Regions from separate parts of the Homo sapiens genome. Here region 1 is linked to region 2. The links are chromatin loops, found by intact Hi-C in ENCODE. Cell type or tissue: psoas muscle. All regions are shown on one strand. Links, peaks and the distances in the headings refer to the core of each region. The heading gives the core; the rest is flanking DNA.

Region 1 (15,748 bases), core at 5,483-13,482, 800 kb after region 2:
CACCTGAACCCAGGAGGCGGAGGTTGCAGTGAGCCAAGATCACACCACTGCACTCTAGCCTGGTGACAGAGCAAGACACCGTCTCAAAAAAACAAAACAAAACAAAACAAAAAAACCCACAAAGTTGTTTGTCAGGAATTCTTCTCATTGGTTGACAGAAATAGCATTGATTAATGATTGGCTATACATTGTTAAGCTATAGGGCGTGGTAACAATGTCTAGGACGGCATTATTAGGTTAATTTATAGCTACTTATGGCAATAGCAAGCCGTTTCAAGAGATGAAGGCATAGCTCAAAGAGGGTAGTTAGGGCATGATTGCTTGTCTCATTTTAGAGTCTCTCTGGGAGTGATAATTTAAAAGAACTCACCTCCTAAAATAAAAGTGATCAGGGTCGGGCGCCGTGGCTCATGCCTGTAATTCCAGTACTTTGGGAGGCCGAGGCGGGTGGATCACCTGAGGTCAGGAGTTCGAGACCAGCGTGGCCAACATGGTGAAACCCCGTCTCTCCTAAAAATACAAAAATATTAACTGGGCCTGGTGGCGTGTGCCTGTAATCCCAGCTACTCGGAAGGCTGAGGCAGGAGAATCACTTGAACCTGGCAGGCGGAGGTTGCGGTGAGCCGAGATCTCGCCATTGCACTCCAGCCTGTGTGCAAAGAGGGAGATGCCATATCAAAAAAAATAAAAGTGATCAGATATTGGCCGGGCGCGGTGGTTTGTGCCTGTAATCCCAGCACTTTGGGAGGCTGAGGCAGGAGGATCACCTAAGGTTGGGAATTCCAGACCAGCATGGCCAACATGGTGAAATTCCATCTCTACTAAAAAAAAAAAAAAAAAAAATACAAAAATTAGCCTGGAATGGTGGCGCACGCCTGTAAACCCAGCTACTTCAGAGGCTGAGGCAGAATTGCTTGAGCCCCAGAGGTGGAGGTTGCAGTGAGCCAAGATCATGCCACTGCACTCCAGCCTGGGCAACAGAAGCGAAACTCTGTCTGAAAAAAAAAAAAAGTGATCAGATATCAAAGGTAGGGAATTCTTGCTCAACTGACTTAGGATTCTTGTAAAAATTGGATGATGCAAGCCGGGCACCATGGCCAAAGCAGAAGGATCATTTGAGGCCAGGAGTTTAAAACCAGCTTGGGCAACATAGTGAGACTCCCATCTCTACCAAAAAAAATATATTTTTTTAATTAGCTAGATGTAGTAATGTGAGCATTAGTCCTAGCTATTCGGGAGGCTGGGGTGGGAGGATCCCTTGAGCCCAGGGGTTTGAGGTTGCAGAGATAACACAGAAACCCAAAAGTCAAGCCTAGCTGGAAAAGAGCTCAGAAGTGCCTGAGTAGAGTTTGGTCAAGTAGAGAATTTTTGTCAAAAGTGAGGCTGGAATCCCAATGCAAAGGTCTGATTCCAAAATAGGGTCGCCAAATTTAGCAAAACTATTGCGCTGGACATAAGCTAAAAAAAAGTATACCTTTCCACAAAAGATGGTGGCCTAGGGAAAAAAATACTATTTGTTTATCTGAAATTCAAATTTAAGTACATGTCTCTTTTCAATACTCCTTCTCTGACCTTGCGTGGTGCTTGCCTTTGGGATTAGGGCGAGGGGTGTGGGGGTGCCGGCCACTGAACTGGAAGACCAGGGGCCAGACCCTGGAGCCCAGGGACAGTGGGAAGATGAAAGAGGGGCTGCAAAGCCCAGTCGCGCGAGCTTGTTCCGGCGCCTGGTCAAGAGTGCCCTCTGGTGGCCACACGGCGCCCTGCACCCGCAACCAGCGCAGCCCAAGCAGTGGGGACCCGGCCTCTGAGGCGGACACCTGTTCTTGGTTCTGACCTCTACTAAGAGCACAAGTCCGCCCCGGGACTGTAGAGAAGGAAGCCGGGAGGACAGGACAAGTTCAGAGCCACCTGGGATAGACTTTTCAAACCAGTTGTCTTAACTGGAGGCTCTGATCCGCTCCCTGCCAAGGGTCAGCCACTGTCTTGCCGGGGCGGCTGATCTGCAAGATCCTCATACCCCTGAATTTTCAAGGCCCGAAGGAGCAAACGGCTGATATCTGCTCTTCCTCAAACCTCTCGCTGCCCACCACCCTCCTGGCCCCTCTGCTCACTTCCAGGGTGTGGGAAGTCAAATCAAAACTGAGGGCAAGCCGCCGCAGTGGCACGTGCCTGTAGTCCCAGCCACACAGGAAGGAGTGGGAAAGAGGTGGGAATCGCTTGACCCCAGGACTTCCAGACTGCCCAGCGCTGTGATCAGGCCTGTGAACAGCTACTGTACTCCAGCCTGGGCAAAGCAGCAGGACCCTGTTTCTAAACAGGTGAATAAGTGAATTAATACAATTAAGAAAGAAAAAACGGCCAGGCGAGGTGGCTCACACCTGTAATCCCAGCACTTTGGGAAGCCTAGGTGGGCAGATCACAAGGTCAGGAGTTTGAGACCAGCCTGCACAACATAGCAAAACCCTGTCTCTACTAAAAATACGAAAATTAGCCTGGTGTGTTGGCATGCGCCTGTAGTCCCAGCTACCCGGGAAGCTGAGGCAGAAGAATCATTTGAATCCAGGAGGTGGAGGTTGCAGTGAGCCGAGATCGCGCCACTGCACTCCACCCTGGGCGACAGAGTGAGACTCTGTCTCAAAAAACACACACACACACAAAAACAGTCACATAGAAATGTGATTGGACAAAAGGGGGTGTGACCTAAGAGTAATAGATTAGGAGGAGCTCAGCTAGGCCTGTTTGTTCAAATTCTTTTGTGTCTCTGTATGATATTCCTTCTCTCTAGGTATGGGGTAGGACACCTGTCACAGGAGGATCTTCAAGGGAGAAGGGAGGAGGTCAGAGAGTGACCTTGCTAGTTTTTAGGGTTTGTTTCCAGGAAGAGGAGTTCTAGTTTCTCTGACCCACTTTAGGAGAGAAAGGCGAATGGGAGAAAGGAAGTCAGGAGTTCAGAGAAAACTTATTGCTTCTGCAGCCCTCTCAATCTCCTGAAGCTCAAAATACCCTGCATTCCAAGGTGCCATACTTTGGGGCATCATGTTCTGAGCCCAGTGGCAAACATGATCCACATGGGCCCTGTTTTCTTGGGGCTGTTGAGGAGACAGGGGTGGACATAAATCGTCACACAGGGCCGGGCACGGTGGCTCATGCCCGTAATCCTGGCACTTTGGGAGGCCGAGGTGGGCAGATTGCGTAAGCTCAGGAGTTCAAGACCAGCTTTGGGCAACATGGCAAAAACCCATCTCTACAAAAAATACAAAAATTAGTTCGGCATGGTGACGGGTCCCTGTAATTCCAGCTGCTCAGGAGGCTGAGGAAGAATTGCTTGAAACTGGGAGGCAGAGGTTGCAGTGAGCCAAGATCGCACCACTGCATTCCACTGGGTGACAAAGTGAGACCCTGTCTCAAATCAAAAACAAAAACAGTTACACAGCACAGAGTGCCAAAGAGGCATGTCCCACCTCCCACCCCAGGGCCTAAGGAAACCCACCTGCTGGCCCTTTCCTCTGAGAACTGCAGAGCCCAGAATCCTGTGGGATGCGCAGGCAGTCTTCCCAAGGGCCCTCCTGTATCAGCCGGCTTTTCACACTCTTTGTCTGTGTACTTGGTGCTAGACGCCTCACTGCCCATGCCAGCTTGGTTAGAACTCACCCTGCAGTCTCTGTGTATGGCCCAGGGCCCTGTAGAACTCTGAAGGCCCCACACGTGGTCCCTAGGATGCTCACCTCCCTTCTGCCCTCCCATATCCACTCACCCTGCAATGGTGTTGGGAAGTGGGACCTTTTGGGAGGCGTTTAGGCCATGAGGGCTTGGCCCTCCTGGATGGATCAATGATGATTGGATTTTTTTTTTTTTTTTGAGACGGAGTCTCACTCTGTCGCCCAGGCTGGAGAGCAGTGGCGTGATCTCGGCTCACTGCAAGCTCTGCCTCCTGGGTTCATGCCATTCTCCTGCCTCAGCCTCCCGAGTAGCTGGGACTACAGGCGCCCGCCACCATGCCCAGCTAATTTTTTGTATTTTTAGTAGAGACGGGGTTTCACCCTGTTAGCCAGGATGGTCTTGATCTCCTGACCTCATGATCCACCTGCCTCGACCTCCCAAAGTGCTGGGATTACAGGTGTGAGCCACTGCACCCAGCTATGATTGGATTATAAAAGGGCTTGACAGAGGGAATTCATCTCTTTTTGCTCTTCCACATTCCTTCATGTGAGGACAGTGTTCCTCCCTTGTGGAGGATGCAGTGTTCCAGGCACCATCTCAGAAGCAGAGATTGGACCTTCACCACACAATAAACCTGCTGCTGCCTTGACTTTGAACTTACCAGCCTCCAGAACTGTGAGGGATACATTTTAGCTCTTTATAAATTACTTAGTCTGTGGTATTCTGTCACAGTAGCATAAAATGGACTAAGACATAGTGGCCTAAAATAATAATATTTATTGTTGTGCATAATTCTGTAGGTTGGCTTTACGGTTCCTCTGGTCTCAGGTTGGTTTGTTTGTTTTTTTGAGATGGAGTCTCCCTCTGTCACCCAGGCCGGAGTGCAGTGGCGTGGTCTCGGCTCACTGCAACCTCCGCCTCCCAAGCTCAGGTGATTCTTGTTCCTCAGGCTCCCTAGTAGCTGGGACTACAGGTGCCTGCCACCACACCTGACTAATTTTTTGTTTTTGTTTTTTTGATACAGAGTCTCATTCTGTCACCCAGGCTGGAGTGCAGTGGTGCAATCTCAGCTCACTGCAACCTCCGCCTCCAAGGTTCAGGCGATTCTGGTAATTTTTGTATTTTTTAGTAGAGACGGGGTTTTGCCATGTTGGCCAGGCTGGTCTGGAACTCCTGGCCTCAAGTGATCCTCCTTCTTCAGCTTCCCAAAGTGCTGGGATCACAGGTGTGAGCTACCACACCCAGCTGTCAGGTTTCTTATTTATGTGTCTCAGCTGCAGGTCAGGCAGATGGCTCTGCTGATCTTGGTTGGGCTCCTTCACACATCTGAGGGTCAGCTACTCTGGATGTGCTCTGCTAGGCTGACTCAGATCTCCTCCACATTCCTCTCCCATTCCTCATCCTTCCAGCAGACTAGCTGGTGTGCTCTCATGACAGTGGCAGGAGGCCAAGAAAAAACAAGCCCAATTGTGTGGGAAGGCAAGAGGAAGCTCCCATGTGCTTTTCAAACCTCTGCTAACATCTTATTGGCCAAAGCAAGTCACATGGTGAGCCAGAGACAAAGTGGGAGGGACTTACAAAATTACAGGAAGAAAGAAGGCTATTGAATTGGGGGCCATTAAGGCGATGAGCTTGCCATAAGGGCTAAATATACACAGGCATTGTTCTTGAGTGTTGAGTGTACAGTGGTAAACAAGCCTTTAACACCTGAAGTGCAGTGGAGAAGAGCAATACATAAATAACTAAGCAAAATTAGGAAGTTGATTCCATGAACTTGTGGACCAAGTGATTGGTGCACAGATGAGAGTAACAAGTGAGGCTGGGCCGGGTAGCTCACGCCTGTATTCCCAGCACTTTGGGAGGCCAAGGCGGTGGATCACATGAGGTCAGGATTTGCAGACCAGCCTGGCCAACATGGTGAAACCCCGTCTCTACTACAAATAGAAAAATTAGCTGGGCATAGTGGTGGGTGCCTGTAATCCCAGCTACTAGGGAGGCTTAGGCAGGAGAATCACTTTAACCCAGGAGGCGGAGGTTGCAGTGAGCCAAGATTGTGCCACTGCACTCCAGCCTGGTCGACAGAGTGAGACTGTGCCTCAAAAAAAAAAAAAAAAAAAAAAAAAGGGAGCAACAAGGGAGACTTACTTTAGATTGCCGAAGACGTGAAGGATGAGAAGGAGCCAGCAATGTAAAGTCGGGGACAGAGAGCACTGGACAGAGGGCAAAGCCAGTGCAGAGGCTCTGAGATGGGAAAGAGGCTCTGAGCCTGGCCAGAGTACCATGAATGAGGAAAGTGAAGGCATAAAATAAGACTGGAGAAGTAACAGGGACCAGCAGTAAGGCGTTTGGATTGTATTCCTTATGTGATGGGTGGGAATCCACTGGGAAGTTCTAATGGGAGAGGCAAGTGACACCATCTGATGTGTGCTCTGGCTGTTGTACAGAAGATGGATGAAGGCTGGGTGTGGTGGCTCATACTTGTAATCCTAGCACTTTGGAAGGCCAAGGTTGGAGGATCGCTTGAGCCCAGGAGTTCGAGATCAGCCTGGGCAACATAGTGAGACCCTGCTTCTACAAAGAATTTAAAACCTAGCCAGGCATGGTGGCTTGTGCCTGTAGTGCCACTACTTGGGAGGCTGAGACAGGAGGAATGCTTGAGCCAGGAGTTTGAGGCTATAGTGAGCTATGATTGCACCAGCCTAGGCAACAGAGTGTGACCACATCTCTAAAAAAAATTAAAGATTAAAAAAAGAGCCAGGCGTGGTGGCTCATGCCTGTAATCCCAGCACTTGGGGAGGCCGAAGTGGGTGGATCACTTAAGGTCAGGAGTTCGAGACCATCCTGGTGAAACCAACATGGTGAAACCCCATCTCTACTAAAAATAGAAAAATACAATCCCAGCTACTTGGGAGGCTGAGGCAGAAGAACTGCTTGAACCCAGGAGGCAGAAGTTGTAGTGAGCCGAGATCGCGCCATTGCAATCCAGCCTGGGCAACAAGAGCAAAACTTAGTCTCAAGAGGAAAAAAAAAAAAAGGAAATGGAGGAATGTTAGGAAGATGATAGCAAAAGCAGAGATCCATATTAGGAGGATTCTGTGAGTAATGGGGAGAAGAAGAGGAGACAGTTTTGTTCCATGTGTGGAGGTGGAACTGGCAGACATTGCTGAGGCTTTGCATGTGAAGGGCAAGGGAGAGGAGGTATCAAGTCTGACTACTTGAGCAACTGGATGAATAGAGGTGTGTCACTCCCTAAAATGGAGAAGATGGTGGAGGACAGATTAGAGGAGGGGAGATCAAGAGTTCATCTTAAGGGCAGGTGCAGTAGCTCACACCTGTAATCCTAGCACTTTGGGAGACCTAGGTGGGTGGATGGCTTGAGCCCAGAAATTTGAGACCAGCCTGGGCAACCTGATGAAACCCTGTCTCTACAAAAAATATAAAAACTAGCCAGGAGTGGTGGCATGCAGCTGTGGTCCCAGCTACTTGGGAGGTTGTGGTGGGAGGATTGCTTGAGCCTGGGAGGCAGAGATTGCAGTGCACTGAGATTTTGCCAATGCACTCCAGCCTGGATGACAGAGTGAGACCCTGCCTCAAAAAAAAAAAAAAAAAAAAAGAGTTCAGCTTAGAATATGTTAAGTTTGAGATGCCAGAGAGATAACCAGGCATTGGATCTAGGGGGGTCTGGAACTACCTTCCCCGTCCATGTCATTTGACGTTGGGTCTTGCAAAGAAGGAAACTAGTTGGGTGGGGCAGAATTCATGACATAATGGATTGGTGGGGGTAGTCCAGCAAGGTAAGGGCTTGAAAACGTCTTGATGAGCTGTTAGTCTTGATAGGTAAACTGTTTAGTTAGTTTACAAACTTCTCTTTCAGGAGCAGATATTTCCTGGAGCAAGCAGGCAAATTATTTTTGTTTGGTCTTAAGTGTTATTTAACACAGGGAGAAGAAAGTTTGTTCATTTCAGTTCTTTTTTTTTTTTTTTTTTTTTTTTTGAGACAGAGTCTCGCTCTGTTGCCCAGGCTAGAGTGCAATGGCGTGATCTCGGCTCACTGCAACCTCTGCCTCTGGGGTTCAAGCAATTCTCATGCCTCAGCCTCCTGAGTAGCTGGGATTACAGGTGCGCACCACCACGTCTGGCTAATTTTTGTATTTTTTTTTTTTTTAATAGAAATGGGGTTTCGCCATGTTGGCCAGGCTGGTCTTGAACTCCTGACCTCAAGCGACCCACCCACCTTGGCCTCCCAAAGTGCTGGGATTACAGGCCTGAGCCAACGTGCCCGGCCTCATTTCAGTTCCAAGCTTCATTAACTAAGTGTTCTCAGGCAAGAATCTTTCCTTCAGGCAAGCACCCTTTAATAATAAAAATAATGATTATACAGTGCTTACTCTATGTCCAACAGCTCTGAGCACTTTATGGGCATTATCTCATTTAATTCACACAACAACTCCGTGAGATGAGTACTATTATGTGCCCAATGTCATAGATGTGCCTAAGCACAGACAGGTTAAGTAATCCACTCAAGGTCACACAACTAGTAAGTGGGAAATCTGGGCCCCTACATCCAAACTCTGAATCCCTCCCTCCCTCACTTAGCTGCTTAACTTCTCATTTTCTCCTTATATTGAAGGGGTTGGCCCAGAGGATAAGGGATGTTGGGGAAAAGCTTTTCCTCTATCCTCTTAAGTTCAAGTACTGGATATTTGCAAATTGAAGTGACAAAAGACAGATTTGCAAATTTGTTTATGCATGCAATGCCCATATGCACAGGAGTGCTCTGTGATGCACAGCTCAAAGGGCTGGTTAAAATTTGTGGCTTATACACTGTAGTAGGAGAAGTTGAAGGGGCAAGACAAGGCTCCTATGGGAAGAATGCATAGGTTTCTTTATGAAACACAAGTGAGTTTTTAGGAAAACAAACTGGAGATAAAGTTTGTGATAACATTTGCTTATGCAGGGGCCTGTGGTCTTTCTATTATATCTTCATAGCCATGAAACTCCCCTGGAGAGGGAATCTGAAGTAGGTTTACTCTTGGTCTCTTTCCTGGTAGCTTCTGGAAGAAGAAATACATAGCAGTCTTCATTTCTCAAAGGTTTCTGCTTTTCTTATAAAAATTAGCCTGCACTTGGCTGGGCATGGTGAATCACTCCTGTAATCCCAGCACTTGGCAGGCCGAGGCAGGTGGATCACTTGAGGCCAGGAGTTTGAGACCAGCCTGACCAACATGGCAAAATTCCATCTCTACTAAAAATACCAAAAATGAGATGGGTGTGGTGGTGGGCGCCTATAATCCCAGCTGCTCGGGAGGCTGAGGCAGGAGAATCGCTTGATCCTGGGAGGCAGAGGTTGCAGTGAGCCGAGATCACACCACTGCACTCCAGCCTGGGTGATGGAGTGAGACTCTCTCTCAAATAAACAAACAAACAAAAATTAGTCTGCACCTGTACCTCTGGCTATTGGGGGTGGAGGTGGGGTGCCGAAGTGGGAGGATGGCTTGAGCCTAGGAAGTCGAGACTGCAATGAGCAATGATTGTGCCACTGCACTCTAGCCTGGATGATGGCAAGACCCTGTCTCAAAAAAAAAAAAAAGTTTCTTCTGCTTTTAGTCAGATTTAGGAAGCTCTGAGAAGGCTTCTTTCTGCATCTGTTGAATCTCAAATGTCTTCAGCCTAAAATAATCTTTATACACCAAATCAGGGATTCTGAGTGGTTCCCCACAGGGCTTATCCAGTTCCATCATACTTTGGCTCATTGTGAAATGGCAAAGGGGGCAAAAGCAGCCTGAGGGGAAGGGAAAGATTTATATTTATAGTGCATACATTAGACGCCTGGCAGCAGTTTTCACTTCATCTCATTCCATCCTCCCAATACCTCCATAAGCAAATATTAGTGAATCCCCATTTATCAGATTAGGAGACCAAGGCTCAAGTGCAAAAAATTTACCCAGGGTGCCCAACCTGTACCTGAGGTTGCCAGGATTGAGAACAGGTCTGCGTGGCCTCAGAGCAGGGCTGATCCCAGAACAGTGAATGCAGAGGGCAGGAATGGCCAGTCAGTTGGGAAGCAAGACTGGGGCCAGACTTTGGAGATCAGAGGCTGAGACCATATTAGAAAAGTACCTGGCAATTCCACCTAGGATGGCTTTGGAGAGCTAGAGAAATACTGGTGCTAGCCCTCCCCATCTCTCTATCCCCCAGGGCCATTTGTGGTCTGAGATAATGAAAGTTTCCAGCCAGTTAGTCGAGGTGGCTCATGTCTGTATTCCCAGCATTTTGGGAGGCTGAGGTGGGAGGACTGCTTGAGCTCAGGAGTTTGAGACCAGCTTGGGCAACATAGGGAGACCCCATCTCTACAAAAAAAATTTTAAAAATTAGCCAGGCATGGTAGTAGCATGCCTGTAGTCCCAGCTATTCTAGAGGCTGAGGCAGGAGGACTGCTTGAGACCAGGAGGTTGAGACTGCAATGAGCCATGTTCGCACCACTGGTGACAGAGCCAGACCCTGGCTCAAAAAATAAAATAATAATGGATGTTAGTCACAGGATGGAGAAGATAGCTGGAGTGGGGGAAGGGAGTGCCTCCAGGCTATGGAAGCCCTCAGGCCCATCTTTCCTCTCTCCAAGTGGACTCTGGGTCTGTCTTCCCCAGCCATCCTCCCAGAGCCTCCACCACACCTTTGGTACTTAGGGGAGTACACAAGAGGCTTTGATTTCTGTACCCTTGCTGACCAAAGGCAGAGTGCAAGTGCTATTTCTTTCCACCTGACTTGCACAAAGTTTCTCCCCTCCTTTTTCCTGAGAATTGAGAAAGTTAAAATAAGCAAGGAATGAGAAATCTGAAACATTCCAGGCCATTCATCTGGCTGGGATAACAAAGATAAAGTCAGCTACAAAGTTAAACAGGAAACACAATCTGTCCCAAGGATAAACTGCCATCCCAAAGTAGCATAAGGAAAACTTTTTTTTACTCTTGACAATCTCAGAAATCTTGTTCTCTAAAGTCATAGGCTTTCAGAAACTTTGCTGGCTGAAATTATTGTTATTATTTATTTATTTAGAGACAGGGTCTCAGTCTGTCACCCAAGCTGGAATGCAATGGTGCGATCACGGTTCACTGCAGCCTCGGCCTCACGGGTTCAAGTGATTCTTCCACAACATCGCCAGTAGTTGAGACTATAGGCATGCATCACCATGCCCAGCTGGTTTATTTTTAATTTTTGTGTTTTTTTTTTTTGTAGAGAAAGGGTCTCACTCTGCTGCCTAGGCTGGTCTTGTACTCCTGGGCTCAAGGAATCCTCCCACCTCGGCCTCCCAAACTGTTGAGATTACAGGCGTAAGCCACCTCCCCTTGCCTTGCTGTTTGAAATTATATCAGCAAAAATGAAACATCCCACTCTTGCCTGGAGCGTCTTACTTTGACACAGAAACAGCTTTGATTTACAACCCAGGTGTGTAACTTTAGATACGGGATTTGTGGACGCTATTCCACATCTATCTTAACTTTGCTGTTTCCAAGGAAATGCGACCTTGGGTGGACTTTGTAGTTTAGCTTTGTCTTTACACACAGCTAGATTTGAGCTTTCAAAACACTGTTTCAGGTAAATTTATCCTAAACTCCACCCTCTCCCTCCCTTTTGTAGTTTGGTGAGACACCCCCATGGTTCGTCTGCTGTGGAGGCTCCCCCGTTGCAACCAGCAAAACAAACCCTGACTTTGGCAGACTACAGGCTTGTCCCTGGTGATCGTGAGCTGCTTGGGCTAGGACGGAACCCTCACAAAACATGCCCCTCCTTTCTTCATCCTTGACTTTATCTCCCAAGGCCCAGGACAAAGACGTAGATTGCTGGGTCACGCTGTTCCTTGGACGGGCAAAGGGGGGAACACAGGGCACTGTATTCTTCTGGAGAATACTTGTTTTCTTCTTCTGTTTTGTGTGTGTGTGTGTGTTGTTTTTGTTTTTTTTTTCTGAGACAGGGTCTCAAGGTAGGAGTGCAGTGGCCTGATCATAGCTCACTGCAACCTCAAGCTCCTGGGATCAAGCAATCTTCCTGCCTTGAGCCTCCCGAGTAGAGAGTAGTTAGGACTATAGGCACGTGCCACCACTCCTGGCTAAATTTTTTAAATGTTTTTGTAGAGAAGGAGGCGGTTCTCACTATGTTGCTAGCTGGTCTTGAACTCCTGGCCTCAAGTCATCCTTCTGTCTTGGCCTCCCAAAGTGTTGGGATTGTAAGTGTGAGCCACTGTCCCTGGCCAGTTGGTGATTTATTTGTATAACTGTCCAATTTATTGAATACGTATGGCGTGCCAAGCACTGGGCTGAGGGCTTCATAATGCCCTTTCACTCAATGCTTAGCACAACCCATGAAGAAGGTAGTGTTAATATCATCCCTGTTTTACAGATGTAGAAACTGAGGCACAGGCTAAATAACTTGCCCAACAAGCTCGTGCAGTTTAGTAAGCAGCTCAGCTGGGATGTGAACACAAACTTTGAATACAGAGCTCTTAACCAGTAGGCCAGAGGTTCCCAAACACCTAGTATATTTACTACCTTAGTACTTTCCTGCCACATCTCCTAGGCCAAAACAACTCCATTGATTGTTATGCAATTTACTAAGTGTAGCCATTTGAAAAAAAAATACATATAAAAGAAAAATATTTTTATTCAGTTTTCAAAATAACCCATATATAGTCATGGAATGTATGTGTTGGTTGGGCACTGCAGACTAAAGACAGTTTAGGGCCGGGCACGGTGGCTCAGGCCTGTAATCCTAGCACTTTGGGAGGCCAAGTAGAGAGAAGGGCTTGAGCCCAAGAGTTGGAGACCGGCCTGGGCAACATAGCAAGACCCAGTCTCTACAGAAAATAAAATTATCAGGGTGTGAGGACGCACACCTGCAGTCTTAGCTGCTTGGGAGGCTGAGGCTGGAGGATCAGCCTGGGCAACAGAGTGAGACCCTGTCTCAGAAAAAAAAAAAAAAAAAGACAGACTTTTATTCAGATATGCATGCAGGAGTTCACAGAAAAAAAAAGTGAGTCCAGGAGGCTGTTATTTGGCATTTATACAACTTTTTTTTTCTTGAATCTCGAAATCTACTTTATATATACCATTTAATAGGGGAAGAGGAGGGAGAAAAAGCCTTCCATGGGAAGAACAAATAGGTTTCTGGGGGAACAAAAGGGAGATAAGAATGTTTGTTTTTGCAGGTGCAAGTGGTCTTTGTCTTTTTTTCTGGCCACTAAAACTCCCCTAGAGAGGAGATTTACGGCAGCTTCACTCCCAGAAATTTCTGCTGTTAGTCGCATAAGGGAAGCTTTGAAACGGCATCTTTCTGCATCTGTTGGCTCTCAAATGTCTTCAGTTCCAAGTAACATTCATGCCAATTCTGGGGGTCTGAGTGTCCCCACATAATACATGTGTTCTCTTGTCTTTTAATGAAGTTTGTGGGAGGCATCTAACTGTAGCCTCCAAAATTTGGCCCATAGGTACTACTGTCCTTATCAAAGACGAGGAAACAAGTTCAGAAAAGTATTAATTGCTCCGAGTTATCTGCTTGGCTAGCTAGGATCAGAGCTCAGTTCTCCATTTAACCCAAAGCCCAGGCTCTTAACCTCTTACAACTGGCGCATCCCCTCTGAACCTCCATTTCCTCCCTGTAAAAGAATAACATCGGCCGGGCGCAGTGGCTCACATCTATAATCCCAGCACTTTGGGAGGCAGAGATGGGCGGATCACGAGGTCAGGAGTTTGAGACCAGCCTGGCCAACATGGTGAAACCCCATCTCTACTAAAAATACAAAACTTAGCTGGGTGTGTTGGTGCCTGTAACCCCAGCTACTCAGGAGACTGAGGCAGGAGAATTGCCTTAACCTGGGAGGCGGAGGTTGTGGTGAGCCAAGATCGTGCCATTGCACTCCAGCCTCGGTGACAGAGCAAGACTCCATCCCCAAAAAAACAAACAACAACAACAAAAAGAGAATAACGTTATATTCAGTTGAACCAAAATGAATTAAATATTAATATTTGTACTTCAAAAACGGTCCAGCTTGGCTGGGCGCAGTGGCTCCCGCCTGTAATCCCAACATTTTGGGAGGCCGAGGCAGGAGGATCATTTGAGGTCAGGAGTTTGAGACCAGCCTGGCCAACATGGTGAAATCCTGTCTCTACTAAAAATACAAAAATTAGCTGGGCAGTAGTAGCGCGTGCCGGTAATCCCAGCTATTCAGGAGGCTGAGGAAGGAGAATTGCTTGAGCTTGGGAGGTGAAAGTTGTGGTGAGCTGAGACTGCACTACTGCACACCAGTCTGGGAGACAGAGTAAGACCCTGTCTCAAAACAAAACAACCAAAAAACCAAAAAGGTCCAGCTTGGGCAACATAGTGAAACTTCGTCTCTACAGAAAATTTTTAAAATACTAGCAGGGCACCGGGCACAGTGGCTCATACCTGTAATCCCAGCACTTTGGGAGGCTGAGGCAGGCGGGTCACTTGTGGTCAGGAGTTTGGGATCAGGCAGGCCAACATGGTGAAACCGTGTCTCTACTAAAAAACAAAAATTAGCTGGGCATGGTGGTAGGCACCAGTAATCCTAGCACTCAGGAGGCTGAGGCATGAGAATTGCCTGAACCCGCAAAGCAGGGGTTGCAGTGAACCAAGATGGCGTCACTGTACTCCAGCCTGGGTGACAGAATAAGACTCCTCAATTAAAAAAAAAAAAAATTAGCTGGGCATGGTGTTGCGGGCCTGTGGTCCCAGGTACTCAGGAGGCTGAGGTGAGAGGATTACTTAAGCCTGGGAGGTTGAGGCTACAGTAAGCCAAGATCACGCCACTATACTCCAGCCTCTGTGACAGAGCCAGACCCTGTCTCAAAAAAATTTTAAAAAGGGCAAATTTTGGCAATTTCACATAGTTCAACCTAGTATAAGGTGGTTGTAATAACTAAATGAGATAAAATGGTGTTAAATTGGAAGTATTATAGTATTTCTGTTAACAACATAGGGCTCCAGAACCAGCTTCCTTGAGTTTAAATCCAGGCTCCACCACTTCCTAGCTATGCAGTCATGGGCAAGTTACTTGACCCAACTGTGCCTCAGCTTCATCCATGATATGGAGATACAGGATAACCAGCCTCTTACGTGCAATTCTGAAATCCAAAAAGCTCTGTAAACCAAAAGTTTGGGGGTAAACTCATTTGGTAGCAAATTTTGACCTGAGGCTATTTATAGTCTATATTCTGTATTCTTTCTACTTAGTATGAATAAGCATGTAAGTTTTACTGCATGTTTGATTTCAGCATGTTCCCCCAGACTCTCTGGGGGTGTTTACGTATGCCGGTGGGGGAAAGAGACCAACTCTCAAATATTATCTCAAACAGTTGGTTTCACTGTGCTTGCTTGGGTAGCACATATACCAAAATTGGAATGACCCCTGCACAGGGATGAAATGCAAATTCGTGAAGCATACTGTATTTTTCTTAGCACATACCACCTTTGGCAATATTCTTTTTTTTTTTTTGAGAGGGAGTCTTGCTCTGTCGCCCAGGCTGGAGTGCAGAGGCGCGATCTCGGCTCACTGCAAGCTCCGCCTCCCGGGTTCACACCATTCTCCTACCTCAGCCTCCCCAGTAGCTGGGACTACAGGCGTGTGCTACCACGCCAGGCTAATTTTTTGTATTTTTAGTAGAGGCGGGGTTTCACTGTGTTAGCCAGGATGGTCTCGATCTCCTGACCTCGTGATCCGCCCACCTCCGCCCCCCCCCCGAAGTGCCGAGTGCTGGGACTACAGGCGTGAGCCACTGCGCCCGGCCCCCGCCTTTTTTTTTTAGATTGATTTTATTACTTGCCTAGCAAAGGAGAACCTTCTGGCAGAACAGTCTCCAAGAACAAGGCAAACAACTAATTTTACATAGGTTTTTACCAATGTACAGCTGTTGATTGTGACTGGTTTCCGGCAATCTGGATTTCACAATCTGGATAAGGGGACAAACAATTGTCTGTCTTCCACTATCTTTCTTGAATTTGAATAGAACCTTTTTATTCTCATAGCCTCTTAGCTTTCTTTCTTTTTTTTTTGAGACGGAGTTTCGCTCTTGTC
Region 2 (8,000 bases), core at 1-8,000:
CTCCTGAACTCTTTTAACATTTGCATTATTGTGCAACCAGTCTCCAGAATTCTTTTACCTTGCGAAACCAAAATTCTATGCCCGTGAAACAGCAACGCCCCATTCCCTCCTCCCCTAACCCCTGGCAACCACTCTTCTATTTTCTGTTTTTATGAATTTGATTACGCAAGTACCTCATGTAAGAGGAATCATACAGTATTTGCCTTTTTGTGTCTGGCTCATTTCACTTAGTAAAATGTCCTCAAGGCTTATCCATATTGTAGCATGTGTCAGAATTTCCTTCCTTCTGAAGGCTGAATAATATTGTATTGTATGTATGTATATGTGGCATTTTGTTTATGTGTTCATCTGTCAATGGACACTTGGGTTGCTTCTACATTTTAACTATTGTGAATAATGCTGCTATAAATGCTAGTGTACTAATACCTCTTTGAGACCCTGCTTTCTATTCTTTTGGGTATATACCTGGAAGTGGAATTGCTGGATCATATGGTAATATCTATTTTTAAATGTTCTAATTTTAACAGAGTGATCTGTGAGGGTTCTTTCCTACCTGGCCTTTCGGTTTCCCCCCGAGAGCTGAATGAATTGCATTTTTTCGCTTCTTCCCGTGGCTGCAGGGTACCCAAGTCTGGGATTCATCTTCCGTGGGTGCTGCAGCTGTCCTCGTGCCCTTTGACAGGCTGGGTAGGTGGGAGGGAAGGGGTTCTGTTGCTGAGGATGTTTTCTGTTTTCTACCTCTGCATCCAGGGCCCAAGGCTCCAGGGTTCCAAGGGTGGGGCTTCTTGGAAGGGCGGCTGCCTTGGATGTGATGAGTCATTCAGACTGAAGGAGTTGGGACCAGCCTGGTGTTGGGCCTGAGGCTGTGCCAGGATCAGCTTGGCTCCAAATCGAAAGTTCTGAGTTAATGAAAAAGCAAGTCCTCCTCTTGCAAGGGACCTTTCCTAGAGCTGGGTATTGGCACAGAAAGGCCCTTGCCGGTGGGAATCACAAGGCAGTGCCTGCCCTGCAGGGCTGTGTTACAACCCTCCGATGCCTCAAGGACTGGGCGCAGGGCAGCCCACCTTCATCCTGGATTGAGCACTGTAGTCTGGCCGTTTGTGCAGAAGCGCTCACGGGGCAGAAGGTAAAGAAAAGAAACCCAAGCCTGCAGCACCTGGGTGGGCTTCCAGTCAGATGTTTGTGGACAGGAAAATAGACCTTATCAACCAGGGGACAAATACAAGGTTCCCGGCCCCTTTTTATGGGCAGAACTGGGTGACTGGACTGTGACCTTGCTTAGGAAAAGCCACTGCCAGCTCCAGAAACTTTTTGGCCCTGTGTATATTGGAAATTGCTTTATAGAGGACCGCCTCCGTGAATGTACCCCTCTACTTTGAACTTTTATTTCTCTGAATCATGACAGCTCCCTTCAAAAAGGCATTATCTCCATTATTTTTAGATAAATTTTCATATGGTGACATGTACAAATCTTAACTGTATAATTTCATGAATTAGGCCAGTGTAAATATCCATGTGACCAGTACCCTAATAAAGATACAGAACATTTCTATCACCACAGAAAGTCCCCTTGGGCTCTTTTCTAATTGGTCTCCACCCCAGGCAACCTCTGTTTTGTTTTTGTGTTTTTTTTTTTTTTTTAAGAGATAAAGTCTCGCTATGTTGCCCAGGCTGGTCTCGAACTTCTGGGCTCAATTGATCCCCTGCCTCAGCTCCCACAGTGCTGGGATTACAGACGTGGGCCACCACTCCTGGCCTTATTTTCTATTGATATAGATTAATTTGCTTTTTTGAATAAATGAAATCATACAGTATGCATTTTTTTTATGTCTGGTTTCTTTTGCACATGTAATTTTTAAGTAATTCATTTGTGTTATGTGTATATAAGAGTTTGTTTTAAAAAAAAAATCTGGGCCGGGCACGGTGGCTCACACCTGTAATCCCAGCACTTTGGGAGGCCGAGGCGGGTGGATCACGAGGTCAGGAGATCGAGACTATCCTGGCTAACATGGCGAAACCCCATCTCTACTAAAAATACAAAAACAAAATTAGCCGAGCTTAGTGGCGGGTGTCTGTAGTCCCAGCTACTCGGGAGGCTGAGGCAGGAGAATGGCGTGAACCCGGGAGGCAGAGCTTGCAGTGAGCCGAGATCGCGCCACTGCACTCCAGCCTGGGCGACAGTGCAACCTCCGACTCCCTGGTTCAAGTGATTCTCCTGCCTCAGCCTCCTGAGTAGCTGGGATTTACAGGCATGTGCCACCATGCCCAGCTAATTTTTGTATTTTTAGTAGAGACGGGGTTTCACCATGCTGGCCAGGATGGTCTCAATCTGACCTCGTGATCCGTCCGCCTCGGCCTCCCAAAGTGCTGGGATTACAGGCATGAGCCAGCGTGCCTGGCCCAGGAAATATTTTTTAAGTAGAGAGGGAGGAACTCCTTTGGGCTGTACACTTGGCTACGTGAATATGCTCATTCATCTATGCATCCGTCTGCATGCTTCCTAAACCCTAGGCCCTGGCCATCACTGGGGTGCAAAGATCAGTCGGAAATGGGTAGAGAGGATGATGACAATGCAGGAAAAAGGCACATACTTAGGAGATGCAGCCAGACTGTTCAACTGGTTTAGACACAGGGAGGCTTAACTCTACCTGGCAGGGTTTCAGAGAAGAGGTGGCTTTGCTTTGAGCTTTTTTTTAAATTGAAATGGGTCTTGTTCTGTCACCCAGCTGGAGTGCGGTGGCATAATCTTGGCTTACTGCAGCCTCCACCTCCCGGGCTCAAGCAATTCTCCCACCTCTGTCTTCTGAGTAGCTTGAGTCACAAGTGTGCGCCACCAAGCCCAGCTAATTTTTTCTATTTTGGGGGGGACGGGGTTTCACCATGTTCCCAGGCTGGTCTCAAACTCCTAAGGTCAAGCAGTCGCTTGCCTGGGCTTCCCAGTGTGCTGGGATTACAGGTGTGAGCCACTTCGCCTGGCCTGCTTTGAGCTTTCAAGAAGGATGGGATTTGGGGTTCTTGGAGAAGCATGATGGGGAGGCCCCTGCGGGGAGTGGAAGGAACAAATGCCACACAGGGAAGGTGGAGGCCCACAGACCATTGTTCCTGAATTCACAGCTTTGCGGTGGCCAGCCCTCTGGAGGCTTGGGGCTGGCAGCTTGAACTAGCCAGTAGCTGGCATCACCCATCCCAGTGCTGGACCCGGAGGTGTGGCAGGAGGGAGCCCAGCCTCAGCACATCTCTCCGGGGACTACAAGGCAGCTGTGTTGAAACAGATCCACTCCATGTCCCCTGGAATTGGCTGTGCCCTGCCACCTGCAGTTGGTCTCCTGGGCCAGGCCTCTGAACAGTTCGTAGGTTCGCCCCACCTTCCTGCAAGGTGGATAGGCTGCATGTCTGGGGAGCAGGGGCTGGCCTAGCTCTGGCAGTGAGCAACGAGGCCTGCCTCCTTGATTCTTTCTCGGTTCCTCTTCCCCCTTTAGTCCTCTGGAATAAGGATCCTCCCCCTCCTGGTTGTGAGTCATTTGGCAGTCGTTGACACCCAGTGTCCTGGGCACCTGGGTCTTTGTGTTGAGCAAGGACCTTCATGTTCTCTGCCCGCTTTCCTCCAGGCCAAGGCAACCGAACTTTGGATCTGGTCACACCCCAGCCTGGCAAAGGGACAAGGTCACTGAATCTGTGTGCATGGGAATGTGGCTAAGAAAAACAATAATAATTCCTTACCTTATATTTGCAGAGCACTTTGCACTTTGTCAGACATGACCAGGCTTGTGTTTTTTCATCCAGCCAGCAAATGCTTGTCCAGTACCTACTGTGTGCCAGGTGGTAGAAAAGTAAACACGATTAGGTTGATGTCTTGAAGGAGCCTACAGTCTGGGGAAACATATGAACAAATAAGTATAAGAAATGGTGAGTCAGGAATATGTATAGACTGGGGCTTAAAGGAGGAATGTTTGGTTATACCAGGGAATATCGGGAAGGGCTTTGTAGAGGAGGTGGCATTTAGTGGGTCAGAATATGAACAGTAATTTTGGGTAGACCTGGTGGGGTGGATACATTCCAGGCAGGAGGAACAACTTGAGCAAGTCAAGAAGGCATCCTACAACCTAGCAGTTGGGAGCAGGAGGTTAGTTGTGGATATGGCAGGTAAGGTGAGGGATGAGGCTGGAGAATTGATACCAGGAGGGCCTGGTGTGGAGCTTCCAGAAGTTGGACCTTACTCTGTAGCAGTGTGGACCCCTGGAGAGTTTTAGAAGGATCCCCCTGGGGATTAGAGTGAGACTGGAGGCAGGGAGGCCAGTTAGGCCGATGTAGTCATCCACTCAGGAGATAAAACCTGAAATAAGGTAATAGGAAGAGAGGAAGGGAAGGTTTGAAGTGCTGAGGACTTGGTCATTAGGTGGATGTTGGGGCTTATAGGGCAGGAAACAGTTGAGGATTCTTCCATTATACATCTCTTCAGTAAGTTCATCTTGAGCCTCTACTTACTACATGTAAAGTACCTAAAGTGTACTGTGTGGGCACAAAGATGGGACAGACATTGATTCTTCCCGTTGGGAACCAATAGTTCAGAAGGACAGCACTCTCTAGTCAGGTCTATATTAGCTGCAAGTGACAAAAAAAAAAAGAAAGAAAGACAGGAAGGGACGGAGGTAGGGAGGGAGGGAGGCAGGGAGGGAGGGAGGAAGGAAGGAAGGGAGGAAGAAGACATGGGAGCTATTTAATGGCACTCATACACTGGAAATTTCCAGCAGGTAGAGCTTCAGGCAAAGCTGGATCTAGGTACTCCGTCTCTTTAAGAATCCACCCTTCTCTGTCATGTCATGTCTTTTCTCTGCATGGATTTCATTTTTTTCGTGACTAAGAGTTTATTCAATATTTTTCCTGTCTTAAAAAAAAAAAGTAACCTGACGCAAATACAGTTGTTTTTCCATACAGCATTAATTTCTAGTAAGGCTAACAATGCTATATCCCTTCTGTGTTTCTTACAGATTGTTTTTATTTTTTTGAGCTTTTTGTTTTTGGCCTTGAAGCTTTTCTTAAATAAAAATTTTAAATCGCAGTAAAAAAGCCCCATACAACATAAAATTTGCCATCTAAACCATTTTTAAATGTACACTTCAGTAGTGTTATTTATGTTCACATTGTGTAGACTTCATTTTAAGGCAGGTTTTCTCTAACATTTCTAAGCTGATGTCTGGTACCAGCTTAACAACCCCAGTGGAAAGAGCGACAATTCTAAGACTGGTTTTTATTGGCCCAGATTAGGCCATGTGCCCACACTTAGCTGATTGCCATGGCTGTCATGATCAGCTGAGATTGCAAGAGAGGTGGTCAAAAGGAGAGCAAGGTGCTATTACTGATAAATGGGAAAGTGGGTGTCCCCTGCAGGCAGAGACCTGAGCATGGGTAACTTCTGCAGGGAGGAACTGTTGGGTTCCATGGGAAGTGTGCATGTAAAATGCTGCATAACTCGAGCACCTACTATGTGAGGTGCTGTTCTAGGGTTGTGGTTGTCCAAAAAGGTTCACATTTGCCCTCGTGGAGCTTTCAGCTAGTTGGAGAGAGAAGAGCTGGCCGGAGATGACCAAAATATAGTGTAGAAAGTGGTGAGCACCAGGAGGGTGGATGTTTTTCTTCTAACAACTGGAAATGTAACCAAGTAACCCCATCTTCAGGCCAGAATTCACTGTGGCCCAGATGGTATTGGGTCCAGATAGTATTATGGTAAAACATCCTCTTTTTCCTAGTCATGGGCTCACAACTGTATGCTTTTCAATTAACCAAAATGCACCCCGAGGGGCTCTTTGAGGGGACAAAGACCTTGTTGCCCATGTCCAATCCTGTTCCCTCTTTAAATCCAAGGCCCAGGAGCAGAATGGAGCCCCTGAAATTAAGGGTTGTGGAACAGCAAAGTGAAGGGAAGGGGAGAAACTTGTCCTCGCGTTTTATGGAGGAGATAAGAGTATGGACTATCTGGCTGGCTTTTGCAGCACAGCCAGGTTTTCCAAGAGTGGCATGAGAGAGAGAATGGAAAGAGAGAGGAAAAAGTAGAGTGGCAGAAGAGGAGCTCGAGAGCCTTCCAGCCACCGCATGGTGCAGGGAAACCCTTGCTACCCTCATTTATCCCCCGTCAGGGAGGGCCTCAGTGCCGAGTGCGGCGGAGGATGGATCCCTCCCACTGCCGCAGGTTGCCGGTTGAGGTGAACTGTTTCCACCTGGAGGGAGCTAAGGAAAGAAAGAAGCCTGTACACAAAGTCATACATTCACACAAACAAATGGCGTGCTTCCAAACAAAATTCCCAGTCGAGGGACTGAGTGGAGTTCTGAACCCCCTGCCTCAGCTCCAGATACCTTCACAGGCAGCTGAGTCCCTATAGTGACACAAATGTAAATGCTCAAAATGCCCAAATCGTGCCAGTAGCGGCCAAGTCTGCACAGAATGAAGTCCCAGGATACCCAGAAGAGACAGAAAAAAGTCGGGTACAGTCCAACTTGCTCACCCAGTTTCAAGGTTGCCGGCTTCTTCAGAGGTCACTTTCTTTATACCAGTGAAGCATTGGAGGCAGCAGATGTCGTGCCAGGGGGTGAAAGGGAGGTTTCCCCAAAACAAGAACGTTTTGGCAGCTGCTGAGAAATCCCCTTAACATTCCTATCCTGGAGTCCAGTAGCCAGGAGCAGCTGGTGCTCCCAGGCAGCCCCCGCCTTGCCTGGTGGTGAAACCAGGCTGATAGGCTCAATCGTCCAAAGTGTACTGCAGTCCTCATAGGGGCCACCAAAATTGTAACTGAAATGCAGTTCAGTCACTCGCCACTTGCAGAGTCCAATTAACAAGAGCGAGGTCTGGAATAAAGAAAGTGACTTTATTCCAAAGCTTAGCTTAGGGGAAAAGGTACAGGCTCCTGCCTTTAAAGATAACCACTTCAGTTCCTGGGCAAAAAGCAGGGGCTTTTAAAGGGGTACTTGGCATGAATGCCATGCAGAGGAGGGAGCAAGCAAGTGCAGGGTCTGCATGACTTGCCTTGGTGCCTTACCTACCAGGTGGTCGAGCTGGCACCGTCACGGGCAGAGCTAGGTTGTAAAGTGAGCATTGCTTCAAGATACTCTCCAGTTGGGAGAGAGTTCCCTCTCAGTCACACTTTAGGATGTAAATTGACTGTTGTCTCTAGAGGCAGTCTCCTGGTGGGAAAGTTCTGGATCTGGAGCTTCTAAGTCAGCACATGGATAAGCTTGCTGTGTAGGGAGTGTCTGGTGAAGGGAAGGTAAAGGTTATTGCATTTCTAAAGAGCTAAGTAGGAAATGGGGAACTAGGGAAAAGGAGGAAAGAGGAAAGAAAAAAATAAATTTTTTTAAAAAACCTCATTCTCTTTCGCTTAGAAAAATGGGGATACTGCGTTACAGAGGAGGGGTCAGGAGTGGCTTCCCCGGGTAGTTGGGCTGGGGTGATGCACTGTGATTCCCCACGTGCTGTCCCATCGCTTACTCCCAGCCACTGCTAACACCACCGTCGCTTCAGCTTCCTCCCTCCCCTCCGCAGACCTCCGCCTCCTCCTGGCTGCACCAGAGTGTCTGCCCCCTCGGATGAGCCCACCTTCGGCCCATGGGGAGGGCCTGGAGTCAGGGGGCCCGAGCAGGACAGGTCTGAGGCACCCTCTTCCTCCCGCAGGCCTCTCTCTGGAACGCCTACCCAACTCCATCGCCTCCCGCTTCCGCCTGACAGAGAGGGAGGAGGAAGTGATCACCTGTTTTGAGAGGGCCTCCTGGATCGCTCAGGTGTTCCTGCAGGAATTGGAGAAGGTGAGCTGGAAATAACACCGTGGTAGGAGCTGCTCTCTATTGAGCACCTATGTCTATGGATCCCACTAAACCCATAGGTCACCTGTGTGCTAATTAGAAGAAGTCACCTTCTCTGTCCCCCAAAGACACTCTACTTCATAGTTGGAAAACTCATTATAGTATACTGATTCCACTAGAATGAGACTCTTTACTGGAAAATAGTTTGA

What was found. A loop is a pair of places that touch in the nucleus more often than their neighbours do. Peaks named below come from ENCODE experiments on the same cell type or tissue, not always from the same donor. Only the 100,000 strongest peaks of a DNase experiment are listed, where the experiment ranks them.
Region 1: it touches region 2 in a loop (5-fold over the local background); 7 of 110 quality-filtered maps call a loop at or near these places.

The regions. Positions count from the first base shown.
Region 1 is chr2:47,766,339-47,782,086 of GRCh38, forward strand. No RefSeq gene overlaps it. Among named protein-coding and RNA genes, the nearest start is that of MSH6, 8.9 kb to the right of the region's middle. RefSeq lists a silencer at 15,048-15,229. In psoas muscle, for the core only: no CTCF peak of the experiment used is centred there; no DNase peak of the experiment used is centred there.
Region 2 is chr2:46,967,310-46,975,309 of GRCh38, forward strand. It overlaps TTC7A (tetratricopeptide repeat domain 7A), which reads left to right. Exons shown (of 20, transcript NM_020458.4): 4 at 7,664-7,794. Among named protein-coding and RNA genes, the nearest start is that of TTC7A, 30 kb to the left of the region's middle. RefSeq lists enhancers at 641-935, 6,857-8,000. In psoas muscle, for the core only: no CTCF peak of the experiment used is centred there; DNase peaks (open chromatin) are centred at 109, 842 and 3,592; H3K4me3 peaks cover 745 bases; H3K27ac peaks cover 2,210 bases.